Linked DNA regions of Homo sapiens: region 2 is linked to region 1. A link is a contact called in ENCODE Hi-C or POLR2A ChIA-PET data. All regions are on one chromosome and are shown on one strand. The core of a region is the stretch at or near the end of the contact, and the rest is flanking DNA. Distances in the headings are between cores, read along the strand shown.

What was found. A loop is a pair of places that touch in the nucleus more often than their neighbours do. ChIA-PET counts read pairs that join two places held with the same protein, here RNA polymerase II (POLR2A). Pooled maps may share reads with other maps.
Region 2: a map of B cell shows a loop between it and region 1 (27-fold over the local background). The contact joins the promoter of LINC00652 here to the promoter of SMIM26 in region 1. A Hi-C loop is called at or near these places in 14 of 168 maps with a recorded cell type or tissue (B cell, CD14-positive monocyte, CD4-positive, alpha-beta T cell and 7 more), 10 of 37 single-sample maps with no recorded cell type and 28 of 50 pooled maps. POLR2A ChIA-PET finds 5 or more read pairs at or near these places in 3 of 52 experiments (CD4-positive, alpha-beta T cell, CD4-positive, alpha-beta memory T cell and activated CD4-positive, alpha-beta T cell).

Annotation. Positions count from the first base shown.
Region 1 is chr20:18,564,955-18,568,882 of GRCh38, reverse strand. SMIM26 (small integral membrane protein 26) reads right to left here and starts at 1,451. Exons shown (of 2, transcript NM_001348957.2): 1 at 1,287-1,451. The coding sequence starts at 1,404. RefSeq lists a silencer at 1,318-1,600 and an enhancer at 1,664-1,763.
Region 2 is chr20:18,792,982-18,796,730 of GRCh38, reverse strand. LINC00652 (long intergenic non-protein coding RNA 652) reads left to right here and starts at 2,147. Exons shown (of 4, transcript NR_026883.1): 1 at 2,147-2,563; 2 at 2,928-3,066. LCDR (lysosome cell death regulator) reads right to left here and starts at 2,682. Exons shown (of 1, transcript NR_026885.1): 1 at 666-2,682. RefSeq lists an enhancer at 2,467-3,006.

The DNA.
Region 1 (3,928 bases), core at 202-2,701:
GACTGCTTGAGTTGGGAGATGGAGGTTACAGTGAGCCAAGATAGCGCCAGTGCACTCCAGCCTGGGCGACAGAGCTAGACTCTGTCTCAAAAAAAAAATAAAACAATTCGCCGGGCAGCAGTGGCCTGCGCCTGCAATCCCAGCTACTCGGGAGGCTGAGGCAGGAGAATCACTTGAGCCCGGAGACGCAGGTTGTGGTGAGCCGAGATCATGCCACTGCACTCAAGCCTGGGCGACAGGGTGAGACCTTGTCAAAAAGAAAAAAAAAAAGAACGAAAGAAAGAAAACATAAATATGGACATTAAAATATTTTTACTTTATATATAAATGTAAAGTATTTTTACCATATATTACATATAAAGTAAATATAAAATATTATATATAAAAATTTCTTTTTCTTTTGGTAGAGATGGGGGTCTCCCCATGTTGCCCAGGCTGGTCCCGAACCCCTGGGCTCAAGCAATCTCCCACCTCGGCCTCCCAAAGTTATGGGATTACAGGCGTGAGCCACTGCACCCGGCCAAAATGTTTTTAAATGCTTAATGCTGGACACATGTACTTTCAGGCCACTGACAGCTTCATCACCAAATGTAATCTTCAGCATAGTTTTTACACAACAACTTTACTGAGATATAATTAACATATACGATTAACCCACTTAAAATATACAATTTAATGTTTTTAGTATATTCAGATTTGTGCAACCAGCACCACAATCAATTTAAAAATACTTTCATCCACAAAAGGAATCCATACCTTTGGCAGTCATTCCCCAACTCCCCAACCCCTCAGCCCCTAGCAACCACACTAATCAACTTAATGTCTCTACAGATTTCCAGCATATTTTTCAAAGCTGAGAGACTTTTCTCCCTTTGCGCTTAGTAACTGGAAGATTTTAATACGCCTTGGCTGCTAAAAGTACTGAAATTGCTCGCCATATACGATGAGGGACAGTAGTACTGAAGCATCACTCTTTAAAAATCACCGGCCAGAGTCTCTGAAAGTCCACCTTGCACTTTACACAGATTCCTCCAATTCTGAATATGGGGACGGCCCTATCCAGTAAATGATTCAGATTTAGGAAACAATATTTACAAGGTATTAATAATTCCTGGAGTCTAGTTCTTTGCAGATTCCATTATAACAAACGGCTGTTAGCACCCGTTTCAATTAGTTTTGCAGAATAAACCTGGGATTTAAAGGACAGGGAAGTTGTTTCCATGACCCCCGGGGAACTCTCATCGAAGGCCGTGTGTTCCGGGGCAGGCCCCGCCGAAGAGCCCTACCTGACGACTTCGCCATTGTCCGGCTATAGTAAAGCAGTGAGCCCAACACAGACCAGGTGCCGATCCCGTAGACCACCGACATCCGCCGGTACCAGGCCGTGAACTCATTTCGATACATGGGTACGCCAGCGAGTGCCTCGATTCTCGCAGGCCCACGGCAGAGGCGGGACTTCCGGTGAGGGCGTCGCTGCGGTCCCTGCCGCCGGAACCATTAAGGAGCCGCCAGTTTTCAGCGTCCGCTTCCGGCTCTGCCCCGATGCACCTTGGGGCCTCTGGCCCGGAAAGTCGCTCAGGTGTCCGGACTTTCGGGTGTAGAACTGTGGGCGTGCGATACTTTTTACCACGTGACGAGGACTAAATGACAACTTAGAGGAGAAGCTTCTCACTTGCAAAATTGTAATGCCTTCGTGGGCTCCAGACGGTATCCGAAAAGGTTACTTCCAATTCCTCTTCCAGTTTTCAGATTTGCAGGGATACCGCTTGTCTCTCCCCGCAACTCTTCTTTTCCTCCATTTTTCTTTCCGGAACTCTGGGTGAACTTTAAATACTTCCAGGCCAAAGCTAATCCCTCCACTAGGCTCTGGGTACTATTTTTTCCAGCCTCAGTGGCCTTTCCCCTCATTGACACCCTAAGTCCTCCCCCATCTTCATTATTGACGTTTATCCTTCATACAAACGTGCCCATGTCTCAAAAACAAAAAATCTCCTTCGACTCCGACCACCTCCAGCTTTTGTCTTATGCATACATTTTTTAAAGCAAGATGCCCTCAATAGACTGAACAACTTAAGAGCAAGTGTGATGTGCTTGGCACAAGGTAGGCCCGGTAAATTAACGTTAAGTACTTTTCAGCCACACTCAAACTTGGTTTCGAAAGCATTTGCCACCACTGACCCCACCTGCACCTTTCATGGCTTCAGAAACATCATTTTCCCTGGTATCCTTCAGGGTTCTTTTCACCTTGCCCACCCTTTAAAAACTGATGTTCTGCCCTACAGAAATAGATAAAAAACTTAACTCTGAATGGATCGCTGACTTAAATGTAAAAGCTAAAACTATTTAATATAAGCCTAGAAAAAAACCAGGAGAATATGTTTGCCATCTTGGAATAAGCACAGAATTCTTAGAATAAAAAAGGCATCCCAAGCGGGGTGGCTCATGCCTGTAACCCCAGCACTTTGGGAGGTAGAGCAGGGAGGATTGCTTGAACCCAAGAGTTCCAGACCAGCAAGGCCAACATAGTGAGACCCCATCTCATTTTATATATATATGCATAAAGCGAAAATGGATAAATAGGGCTTTTAAAAAAAAATTAAAATTTTTGCTCTTTGAAGGTCACAGTTGAGAAAATGAAAAGCCAAGCCACAGAATAAAATATTCATAATAACATATATCTAACAAAAGGACTTGGATCCAGAATATATGAGGACGCTTTACAACTCAGTTATAAAAATACAGCCCAACTAAAAACCAGGCAATAAATTTGAATAGAACGAAAGAAGATATACAAATGACCAATAAGCACAGTAGCATCATTAGTCATCACAGAAATGGACATTAAAAGAATACAATAAGAGACCATTACACACCTACTAGAATGGCTAAAATCAGATTGAGAATGCCAAGAGCTGTAAGGATTTGGAATAATTGGAACTGTTATTGATGGGAACATAAAATGTTACAATCTCTTTGCAAAACTTAGTTTTTAAAAAGTTGAACATATGCCTACCATATAACCCAGGCATTCCGTTTCTAGTTATCCATGAGAAATGAAAACCTGTGTCTGCACACAGCCATGTACATGAATGTTCATAGTTTTATTCTTAATAGGAAAAAATAGAAACCACCCCCAATACCCATCGAGTAAATGGCTAAACAAAACGTGGGATACCACTTACAAATAAAAAGGAACTACTGGCTGGGTACGGGTGGCTCACACCTGTAATCCCAGCACTTTGGGAGGCCAAGATGGGTGGGTCACCTCAAGTCAGGAGATCGAGACCAGCCTGGCCAACATGGTGAAACCTCGTCTCCACTAAAAATACAAAAATTAGCCGGGCATGGTGGCGGGCGCCTGTAATCCCAGCTATTCCAGAGGCTGAGACAGGAGAATTACTTGAATCCAGGAGGCGGAGGTTGTGGTGAGCCGAGATTACACCACTGCACTCCAGCCTGGGTGACAGAGTGAGACTCCTTCTCAAAAAAAAAAAAAAAAAAAAAAAAAAAGAACTACTGATAAATACAACCATACGATGAATCTCAAAATGGATTATGCTAAGTGAAAAAGCAAGCTAGACACCAAAGAAACCAGTCACGAAATTCTAGAAGCAAACTCCAGTGGGAGAAAGCTGATGAGTAGTTGTCTGCAGTAAGGGCATGGAGAGAGGGAAGGGCTAAAAGGGTCTGAGGAGACTTTGAGAGGTGATGGTAATGTTCTGTATGTTGATTATTGTGGTGGTTTCTGTCAAGATTTATCCAATTGTATGCTTTAAATGGGTGCAGTTTATTATATGTGAACTATAGCTCAATAGTTATAGACAAAACAGAAAAATTGGTATTGTTTCAAGCTTGCGTCTCTTCTCATCCTTCTCATCAGCCTTACTCATGATACCTATGTTATATGTTAATAACTCTCAAATCTACT
Region 2 (3,749 bases), core at 898-3,397, 230 kb before region 1:
AATGCTACACAACAAACCTCCCCGGAACTTAGTGGCTTAAAGCAATAAGCATTTATTTAGCTCATGAGTTAATGTGTCAGCAATTTAGGCTGGGTTCAGCTGGGTGATTCTTCTGGTCTCCTCTGGGCCCACTTAAATCTGGCAGTTATCTGACTTATCATCAGCTGTGGCAATAGTGGTGCTTGGACCATGTGACACTCATTCTCCCCAGGCTAACCAAGGCACACTGTCATCATGAAAGCAGAGATATGAGCAAACAATCCCAACTCCCCAGTGCTCTTCAAACCTTTGCTTGCACCTATTGGCCAAAGAACATCACATGGGAAATCCTAGTGTCATAGTGAGAGGCCACTACCAGGCTACATGGCAAAGGGTAGGTGTAAAGAGTCGGGACCAATAATGCAATTAATTGACCACACCCACAGGACAGTGTCAAGCCTTGGAAACCTTTCTTTCTTTCAAAAAAAAAAAAAAAAATCACCGAACTGTACCAAACTCATGTGCGAATATATTTTTTACATCCCAGTAACTCATTTGAGACTTTTAAACACATAGAACAAAGATCATGCCCTCCCTTCCTTCCCAGATATCATCACTGCAGGAATCTGGCCCATATAAAAGCATTCCTATTTTAGGACAAAACTAAACAAAGGCCCAAAGACATATGAATATCTAAAATTGAAAAAGTTTATTTATCTTTGAATATATCACAAGTATACTCAACTGGCAATATTTTTTTTAATTAGGTAAAATGTACAAGGTGTATCTTCCCACAAATTAATGAAACTGATTTTGAACAAACAAAATTGACACACAGATACATTTTCTAAGTGATGCACTTTTCCAATGATGTCAGCATTACTCAAAACATTTTTTAGAATATAAACATATAATTGATTTTATAATTGCTGTCAGAAACAAAGGCACATTCTTTTACTGTCCCAGAACATTCAAGATGCTTTCAATTTATTACAAGTACCAAAAGCAGCCACAACTCAAATGGCTCAAGCAGTTAAAGGAATTATTCTTTCCCATAAAAGCGGTCCTGAGGTAGGGCTACAGTGGCTGAACTTCTGCTATGATAAGTATTCAGGGGTTTCCCAGGACACAGCATCAATGCTAAAACTGGCAAAATCCCAATGGACTGATCCCTTCAATGGATGACAGGACCCTCTATGGCTGAAAGACTCTAAAGTTCTTAGTTCTTAGCTGTGACAGGACAGAGAACCGACATGTCCCACCTGCAGCCACACCCATCCCCTTATTATTACTAGATCTTATCAAAAGCTGACTTGAAGAGGAAAAAAGGCCAAAAGACTTCTTTTCTTCACCTAACCGCCGATGCCCTCCTTTTGGTTTTATGGTTCCAACCTGACAGCTACTCTGGGCTACAAAGAGCCCCTTCTTGACAGATGACTGCCAGCTGCAGGCTAGATCAGACTGGTCTCTGGAGATTGCACAGATCGTGAACTTGTGCCCTATGTTTCACCTTTTTGCATTTACAGCCTAATTATAATACATTTAAATGTTAAATCTTCACCCCAGAGTGAACACAGGTCATCCGCTTTTGGATATTCTTCATATGTAAGCCCAGTGCGTGTCTCTAACGAGTTTCCTCCATGAATTTTCATAGGCTTCTCCTGTATGCTACAGAATACGTATATCCTACCTCTCCACCTAGCATAAATACCTACCTTTTCTCCTTCAAAGTATGCTTTATGGCCTCAGGTAGAGGCCTGCTTCCTGCCTGCAAGTTGTAACCTCTTAGAAATAGTTATATTTTGTTTATTTTGATTCTTTTCAGTCGACACATGCAAACAGGAACGAGTTGGCTACTTGAGGGTTGGTTCCTTGTGCATCTCAGTGAGTCTTGAAAAACCCCAGATCCGTCCTTCCTTCCTGCCGCATGTCATCCTAAGGCCAGTGTCTGTCAGGGAGGCAAGGCAGCAGCAGTACTTTTGGGAAACATCCAGAATAACATTAAAAAGCCCCTTTTTCCCCACACGTGTCTTTTATCCAGAGGGTCTGTTTTCCACAAGTTCTTCAGTGATTTCTCCCCAGTCTCATTGGCTGGGATTGGCTTTCACGCCTCTTAACAGGATTGACCATGGTTCATCAAGGGTCAACTTGAAAGCTGAACCCTGCCAACTTTCCCTGAATCTCCTGACTATGGTGGAGGAGTGTGGATCCTGGAACTAAACTGAGGTGATAGGGAGGAAAAGAGAGAAATCAACAGTAAACGCTGCACATCCTCTGTCTGGTAAATGTGCATCACTGATTGTATCCAATCTAGATTCAACCAGAGAGACGGAAGCATTAAGAATGACATAGAATATGGAATTTGCTATAGGGATTTGAGCTTCTACATTTGCGGGAAGGAGCGAGTTGAACACTTAGGAACAGCTGTTGCTGCCGTGTCTGGTGGGGGGCCTGAGAGTGGCAGGACAAGCAGCCTGCCCCAGAAGTGGAAGAAACTGAAAGTGGAGTCCTGAGAGCTGAATCTGCCGCAGGCCCGCGGGCCGCCCGGGAATTAGGAAAGTTAGAGGGGATCCACGCCCACAAGGTAAGCCAGCAGATGGGGACAATTCCCCGGGCTGCGACAGTCCCTAATGTCGGGCACCTACCTTTCAAGCCTACGAGACGACAACACTGCGTCACTTCCGCCTCACGAAGCCCGCATCAGGTCACGTGGCGTGTGCTAACCCCGGAAACCTACAGGCAAGGAATTCTGGGAAACGTAGTTCCCGCTTAGCTAGGTTGACATGGTACAAAGCCACATTACCACGCTAAGTGTGGCTTTGATTTTTAGAAACCGCCTCATGCTAAGTCTAGGGAATACAGTGGTTGAATGGGGTGAGCGCTGACCTTTAGCTATTCTGGAGGAACATGTCACTTTCACTTATTTTCTTTCATGTTTTCCCACCCAGTGCTATGGACTCTGATCGCCCAACCAGAGCAAACCCAGAAGGACAACTCTCCAAGCCTTTCAATCACTCCCACTAACCCGTATTGTGGACACACTATTGTGAGGCCTACTAAGGATGTACTGCTGATGACCTTTTGAAGGTAAGTCAAATGCAGTTAATCCTAAGAGGTTGGTTAGCCCCCTGCATCTTACTGAACACAGTAAATCAAAAGCGCTGTGCCCTTGAGACAAATATGATAAATTCCCTCTGCAGTTTTGAAATGTTTATCAATGCTAAACAAGGTAGGGGGATGTGGGGAGCATGAAAACAGAAAGACAAGGTCTGACAGACACATGGGAGAGATGTCTGTTTCAGAGGCTTAGTTCAAGTGGTTACTGTATTTAGGCTATTTAATTTAAAGGTGGTTACTGTATTTACATACACATCAGAGAAGTCCAAAATTTTAAAGTAAAGATCAGTTTGCAAAGATCTTGTCAAATTATTCGTTTTAAAATGAGGACCCTTATAACAACACAGGTACTTGAAAATATTTTGCTAATGAAAGAAGCTGGACACAAAAGATTACACCATGTACAATTTCATTTATATGAAGTTCTAAAACAGGCAAAACTAATCTATGGTGGGAAAAAAATCAGAATAGAGTTCACCTTGGGAGTTGGGGGTAGACTTAACTGGAAAGGGGCCTAAGGACACCTTCAGGGATAATGAGTGTATGCATTTGTCAAAATTCACCATAGGGGTGAAGAGCACTGATGTCTGCCACTTATTTGAAAAGCATCAAAAAATAAGATGGATTGATGGATGTATACAAGCGTAGGTAGA